Regions from separate parts of the Mus musculus genome. Here region 1 is linked to region 2. Evidence: chromatin contacts called from ENCODE Hi-C or POLR2A ChIA-PET data. All regions are on one chromosome and are shown on one strand. The core of a region is the stretch at or near the end of the contact, and the rest is flanking DNA. Distances in the headings are between cores, read along the strand shown.

Region 1 (3,361 bases), core at 683-3,182, 84 kb before region 2:
ACTTGTAAGCAAATCTCAGGGGGGCGTTTTCTTGATTGGTAATTGATGTGGAAGGGTCCACTGTGGGCGGCGCTGCCCCTAGCCAGGCAGTCCTAGATAGTATAAGAACACAAACGGAGGGAACCCATAGGGAACAGCACAGCAGTAAGCAGTGTTTCTTCACGGTCCCTGCCTCTGCTCCTGCTTGACATCCTGCCCGGACTTTCCTCAGTGAGAGACTACAATAGGGACGTGTGAGCCAGAGAAGTCCTTGCCTCCTCCAAGTTGCTTTTGGTCCGTGCTTTATCGCAGCAGCCGGGAACCAAGCGAGGACATCAAGTTCATGTTGATGTCTTATAAATCAAGAAAAGCATTACAACATGATAATAAAGTATCATCTTTATACCCATGTGGGTAGAAACATAACTTTATTGTTGTTCTAGAGCCCTCATGTGGGCTGTCTGTGCGTGTGCTCCACCTCAGAGCTATAAGATGGGGAAGGCACTACCCGCGGCAAAAATAAATAAATAAATTTAAAAATGGAGGACCATAAAGTCTGAATGTGGCCCTACTCTTGAGGTCAAGGTTGTTCCCCTCTGTAATCTTATCTAATAAAAATAAATTAAATAAAATAAAGTTAAAAAAAGAAGAAGGAAAAGGAGAAGAAGAAGAAGATAGTTAGCATAATTGTCCAAAGATACTGTAAGGGTAGACAGCATCTCATTTCCAGATGGGACAATGGAGGTCTAGAAAGGGGATCTGGTTTTATTTGGCAGTGGAACCAATCCAAAATGAGGGTGTGTGTATTTCCTCAGTTTCCTACTGCCTTTGGATACCAGCTTTTTTTTTTTTTTTTTTTTTTCTTTTCGAGACAGGCTTTCTCTGTATAGCCCTGGCTGTCCTGGAACTCACTCTGTAGACCAGGCTGGCCTCAAACTCAGAAATCTGCCTGCCTCTGCCTCCCCAGTGCTGGGATTAAAGGCGTGAACCACCACTGTCTTTCTTGTCCCAGTTCCCCCCACCCCCTTGGCATTTTAAAGTGAAGGACACCGGATCTCATCATCCTTAGAAGATATTGAACAGAAGTGGTTTATCCCCAGTCGCACTCCTTTATCTTCTGGGGGCGGGGTGTGTGTGTGTTTGAGAGAGAGAGAGAGAGAGAGAGAGAGATGGGGTGGTGGTGGGAGGGGACAGGTCCGTGGAGTCAGGAACTCATCCCAGGGGGAGGAAAGTAGGAGAACCGTGTTGCCAGCCCTACCTTCTCTTGCAACCAGCTGTGGATGGAGCCTTCTTTAAAACAGAAAAGCTGCTGTCAAACTTGGGGTTTCTGACTGGACATGGTGGTGCACTCTTATCTCAGCACCTGGGAGGCAGAGGGGTAGGTGGATCTCCGTGACAGTAAAATCCTGTCTTGGAAAAACAAAAACAACAACAAAAATAGGTGGTGCGGGAAGATGGGTATCCTGCCCACCTTGGAATTTAAAATTCAACCTTAAAATTAAATAGTATTAATCTTCTAGACTCAACTTCCCCTCTGGGTGGGTTCTTTATAAGAAACAAAAAAAACTTCCACGGACCTGTTTCCCTCGTCTTTAAAATGGGCAGACACGGCTGACGCTGGTAAGCGTCCAAACCACCCGCGCGGGGCCGCGTCAGGACCCTATCCTGGGGCCAATTTCATGACACCCTGTGTGCTCCCGCACCTAAAGCCTTTAGAGCTCCGGCGCCGCGCGCGCGTGGGCACGGATGCGCGAGGGAACGCTCGGGTCCCACAGCCTGGAGGTCGTACTCGCCCCCGCCTCCCACGCGCGGACTACAGGGCCCACGCGGAGGGCGGGCCGAGCCGGAGCCTTTGTGTTCAAATCAACCAATGGGCGGCGGCAGAGGGCGGGGCGGGCCGGCTGGGCCCGGCCAATGACTTGTGGGCTGTCAGCGTTGATTGACAGGCGCACACATACACACTCGGCCACGCGCGCACCGCCCTGCCCCACTCGCGCAGCGCGGTCCTCTGCCGGCCGCATTGTCCGCTCACCGACCCCGCGCCGTCCCGCGTCTCCGCTCCGCGCGCGTTTCAGCCCCAGCCCCGGGCCCGGCCCGGCCCAGTGCGCGGCGCCGCCCGGGGGACTCCGACGCGGGAAGAACCACGCAAGGTAAAGAAGGGATTGGGCCCGCCTCCCCACGGCCCCGCGCCCGCCTGACCCGGGTCGCCGTCCGGCCAAAGCGCGGGCCTGCGCCTCCCTGTCCGGCCAGGCCGGGCCACTCCAGCCCCTGCGCGACGCACGCCCCGGGACACTCGCGGGCCGGCGCCCTGACGCATCGCGGTCACGGGGAGGGCGCTGTCCCCAGGCGGGACTTCCCCAGCAGCCTCCGGGGAGGAGGGCAGCCAAGACCCAGCCGCCCCAAACCGGACCAGGGCTGTGCCACAGGCCGAGTCCTGGCACTGGAAGTTCTCAGCCTGCGCCACCGCTGCCTGTCACAGTTATGGGGTACGGGGGAGGGCCCTTTTAGCTCAGTTCCAAAACAGCCAAACCCAACCAAAACAAAACAAAGCCAGCGCGCTCCGGGGTGTGACTTAGAGCCAGGACAGAGGGTGAGCGCCTGGAGCACTTTTTTGTGTCCCAGGGGAAATGGAGTGGAAATGTCACGTATAATATTCCCCAGGATAGGGGAATCTTCGGGACCAAGGCTCTGCAGTAGGAAAGTATGTTTTATTTGAGGGTTTTGTAACTAATGGCGGGATGGAGGAGTGTCTATCTCAGCGGCTCCCCACGGTAGACCTTTGTCATCTTGTGTAATCTGGATGGCCGCTGTGGCAAACTATTTTGTGACAACAGGATGAATATGAAAGATAAAGATAAGGTCCACACCGCTCTGGGAGTGCTGGGAGGTGGCACACGGGGCAGTGTTCGGTGCCCCACCTCTCCACCTACTCAGAACGTTTAGATTCTTGCAACAGCGGCGTGGGCACTGTATAAACATGTTACACTCTTTTCCCCCCTGGCAAAGGCTTCATGTGCTACAGCGGGGCAGGGGTTAAGAGGTGGAGCATATGGGCATCTGGAGCTGTCAGGTGGGGGTGGCAGTCATGGGGGGAACTACCTTATAAGGACTGGAATACAACCCAGGACCAAGGCAACTTCCTGCTTTGGCTACTACCACTTGGTCCCTTTACCAACACCAGTCGAAGAGAGTGAGAGATGCCAGATGGGCATCCCACCTGGGAAGATGCCAGTTAGCCCAGACAGGAGGCTACTTGTCTTTCTAGCTGGATGAACCTGACCTTCTGGTTTCTGTGGTCTGGGTTTGGGTGTTTCCCACCATGCGAGGTCACTATCCACCAGGAATAGCAGAAACAATACTAAGTCACAAGTACCAGGAACTC
Region 2 (3,330 bases), core at 84-2,583:
TGGGATTAAAGGCGTGTGCCACCACGCGCCGGCTTGTGGTAGGCTTTTAACTGAGATGTTGGGGACTTGAATCCATGGTCTCACACTTGAGCAGCAAGTACCCACATTCACTGAGCCTTTTCTCTAGTCCCCTTCACAGATTTTTTTTTTTAAACACACACACATACACACACCGTTCAAGGTATCCTAGGGTTCTTTAGGGAAGCTCTCTCATAGAAGACTATGGGCCAAGAAAATTAAAGGTTTGCACTTGGTTCCCAACCAACCCTGTTGCTCACCCTCTGGGGAGTCCAACGTTTTATCATCCCCCAAGGGCCTCAAAGGCTTTGTTTGCTGTTGTTTTTAATGTGTCTGAGTGTTTTGCCTGGGATACCATGGTCGTGCCTTGTGTCTGCAGATTCTACAACTAGAGTTACTGGCGTTTGTGAGCTGGGAATCGAATCCCAGTTCTCTGCAACAGCAACCAGTTCTCTGAGACTCTGATCCATTTCTCCGGCCAGTGACGTCCCTTATTTATAATCACGAATGATAACAGCCTGCAGCTCGTAGGTTAAGAGTGCTTTCATGTTTACAAACTGTTGGGACATTTGATGCTCACCATGACCCTGAGAAGTAGATCAAATTGTCCCCCTTTACAGGGAAATGCACTTACTGTGCGAAGCTTTAGTTTGCATCAGGCTATAAAATACATTCTCTTCATTCTGACAAAAAATAAAGGAAGGAAGCATCTTTGGTTTTCACTGGATTCTCAAAGGGAAAGGTGTCTCGAAAAAGTTAAGAGCCAGCCAGTCTCACGGGTCACAAAACCCAAAGAGTTCTGTACGGGTTAGGAGAAGACCTTCAAAGGATGGGGTCAAAACACCATCTCCGAGTCTCCGTCGCAAGAGGTGCCCGCGGAGCATGCCACGGTCCAGCCTGCCCGCTTCTCCAGGGGTACCCGGGCATCCCACCCACCACTACTGGCACGGATATCCGCCCGCCGCTCCCAGAGGTACCTGTCTGCGAAGCCGGAATCCCGAGCTAGCCTGCAGCTTTCTGCAAGGATCTGCCCAGGCCGCGTCAACCGCCGCGACCGCGATTGGCCGGCGCCGGGCAACCATCGTGCGCATGCGCAGCCTCTCTGGCTTCTACCACTGAGAATGCAGAGGGAGCCAGCTCCGAGACGAGCCTCCGCGAAGCAGCGGAGCCCCTGCGGACTCTCTAAGGTTCACGAATAGAAGAAAGCCTTGGGCACGACTTCTGGAGATACACACATGCCTTGGGCACGACTTCTGGAGATACACACATGCCTTGTGGCATAGGCTGGGAGAGGCATGACCCCCTAAATACGTTGGTCTGGTCCCCGGGTCAGCGCCGCCGTCGTCATAGTAATCGTTTTCCTTGGCAACAAAGCAGGCCGAAAGCTGCTTTGTTGTGTTAAAAATGTTAAGTGGTGACCCAGGCTGGACTCACAGTAGCAAAATGGACCGACCTGCAGCTCCCCCGCCCCGGCCACAAAGCAAACCGCGCCCCTTGGGCCGCGGATGCTGGCGGACATCCGGAGCTTGGTCCGGTCACTGGAGGGGCTGGTGGCGGAACCCGCCCTGACGCTTCTGCCGAAGCTTTCAGGTAAGACAGACGGACAGATATGACGACTCCCTGCCAGTAGCAAACTGGCTCCTGCCAGTCTTGCCTCCTCCACACTCCCACAAGCAAGGGAAACTGAGGTCCAGGGAAGGTTGCCCAGTGTACAAGGGGTAGAGAACTGGAGAGTCAGCTCCAGGATTCCTCAAGTCCTAAGGACATTGTAGCTCGGTTTGGTAAATGAAGAAATGGCCATCCAGGAGGCGTTTCTTGGCTGCCTAGTGGGTGTACGAGGTCATCCCACCATAAAGGACAGGACCCAGCTCCAAGCAGTCTTCCTCCACCTTTGCCACACAGCGTTCGAAGAGAGAATTCCACATCAAAATCAACCATATCTAGTGTAGCAACCGCTACAGAAACATAAAGCAGAACACATTTGAAAGTTGCGATCATTCTAGAAGTTTTTTTGTTTGTTTGTTTGTTTGTATGTTTGTTTGTTTGCTTGTTTGTTTTTTTCGAGACAGGGTTTCTCTGTGTAGCCCTGGCTGTCCTGGAACTCAGTCTGTTGACCAGGCTGGCCTCAAACTCAGAAATCCGCCTGCCTCCCAAGTGCTGGGATTAAAGGCGTCCGCCACCACCGCCAGGCTCTAGAAGCTTTTTGATATTAAACCTTGTGCGCCCTCTACCGGTGCTATCCCCGAAGCACCTTTCGTATTTTGAGATAAAGTCTCCCTGGGTACTCCTTATCTCATCCTCCTGCCTCAGCCTCTCAGTGCTGGAATTACAGACACACACCCAGCCTGCCTTCAACCCCTACCCTTTTGCTTTGTTTGTTTTTTTTTTTTTAAGATTTATTTATTTATTTATTATATGTAAGTACACTGTAGCTGTCCTCAGACACTCCAGAAGAGGGAGTCAGATCTCGTTACGGATGGTTGTGAGCCACCATGTGGTTGCTGGGATTTGAACTTCGGACCTTCGGAAGAGCAGTCGGGTGCTCTTACCCACTGAGCCATCTCACCAGCCCCGCTTTGTTTGTTTGATATTTGAGACTGGGGCTCAATATGTAGTTCTGGCTGCTCTCCCAACTTACAAAAGTCCTCCCGCCTCTTTCTCCAGAGCGCTGGGATTAAAGGCTAGTGCTCCATACCCGGCCCTAGGCTTTTTAACAAGTCAATTCAAAACAGATTAAATTAACTTGACTATTGTTGCACTTAACTCGGTTTGTCCAAAATACGAATAAACAAATATTTTAAATTTTTACCATGTATTGGTTATTAATTTCTTTAGTCACGCTAACCAAATTTCAGAACTTTTGTTTTGGTGTGTGGCTAGTGGCCGTGGGGCTGGGCAGCATCCAGGAGTGTTTTCCTTCCAGCCTCGTTGCCCTCTGTCTGGGAGCTGTTTCTTCTCCCCATCAGCCAGTTAACTCCTGCTCTTCCTTCAGCACCTTGACCTCCGTAACTAGGTCAGAACAAACTGTTGCAGCACTTCAGAGGCAGAGGCAGGAGGAGCTCTGTGAGTTGGAGGCCAGCTCGGACTACATAGCAAGTGCCAGGCCAGCCAGGGCTACGTCATGGTGAGACACTGTCTCAAAAACAAAAACAACAACAACAAATACCCAAAACCACACTGTCACCTCATAACCCTATGTACTTTCTTTGGAAGCAGTCATGAGTTATATAATTCATCATTACATACAGAATTTTGATGAATTATACTTTATAATTATGTACTTATTTTAATTTTACAAGTCTACCTCAATAG

What was found. A loop is a pair of places that touch in the nucleus more often than their neighbours do. ChIA-PET counts read pairs that join two places held with the same protein, here RNA polymerase II (POLR2A).
Region 1: a map of heart shows a loop between it and region 2 (3-fold over the local background). The contact joins the promoter of Sun2 here to the promoter of Fam227a in region 2. A Hi-C loop is called at or near these places in 1 of 37 maps with a recorded cell type or tissue (heart). POLR2A ChIA-PET finds 5 or more read pairs at or near these places in 2 of 5 experiments (Patski and embryonic stem cell).

Annotation. Positions count from the first base shown.
Region 1 is chr15:79,741,107-79,744,467 of GRCm38, reverse strand. It overlaps Sun2 (Sad1 and UNC84 domain containing 2), which reads left to right and starts at 1,932. Exons shown (of 18, transcript NM_001205345.1): 1 at 1,932-2,129. Gm16576 (predicted gene 16576) reads right to left here and starts at 1,770. Exons shown (of 4, transcript NR_045069.1): 1 at 1,557-1,770; 2 at 1,238-1,385.
Region 2 is chr15:79,656,959-79,660,288 of GRCm38, reverse strand. Fam227a (family with sequence similarity 227, member A) reads left to right here and starts at 1,333. Exons shown (of 18, transcript NM_029407.1): 1 at 1,333-1,608. It overlaps Cby1 (chibby family member 1, beta catenin antagonist), which reads right to left and starts at 1,062. Exons shown (of 5, transcript NM_028634.3): 1 at 996-1,062.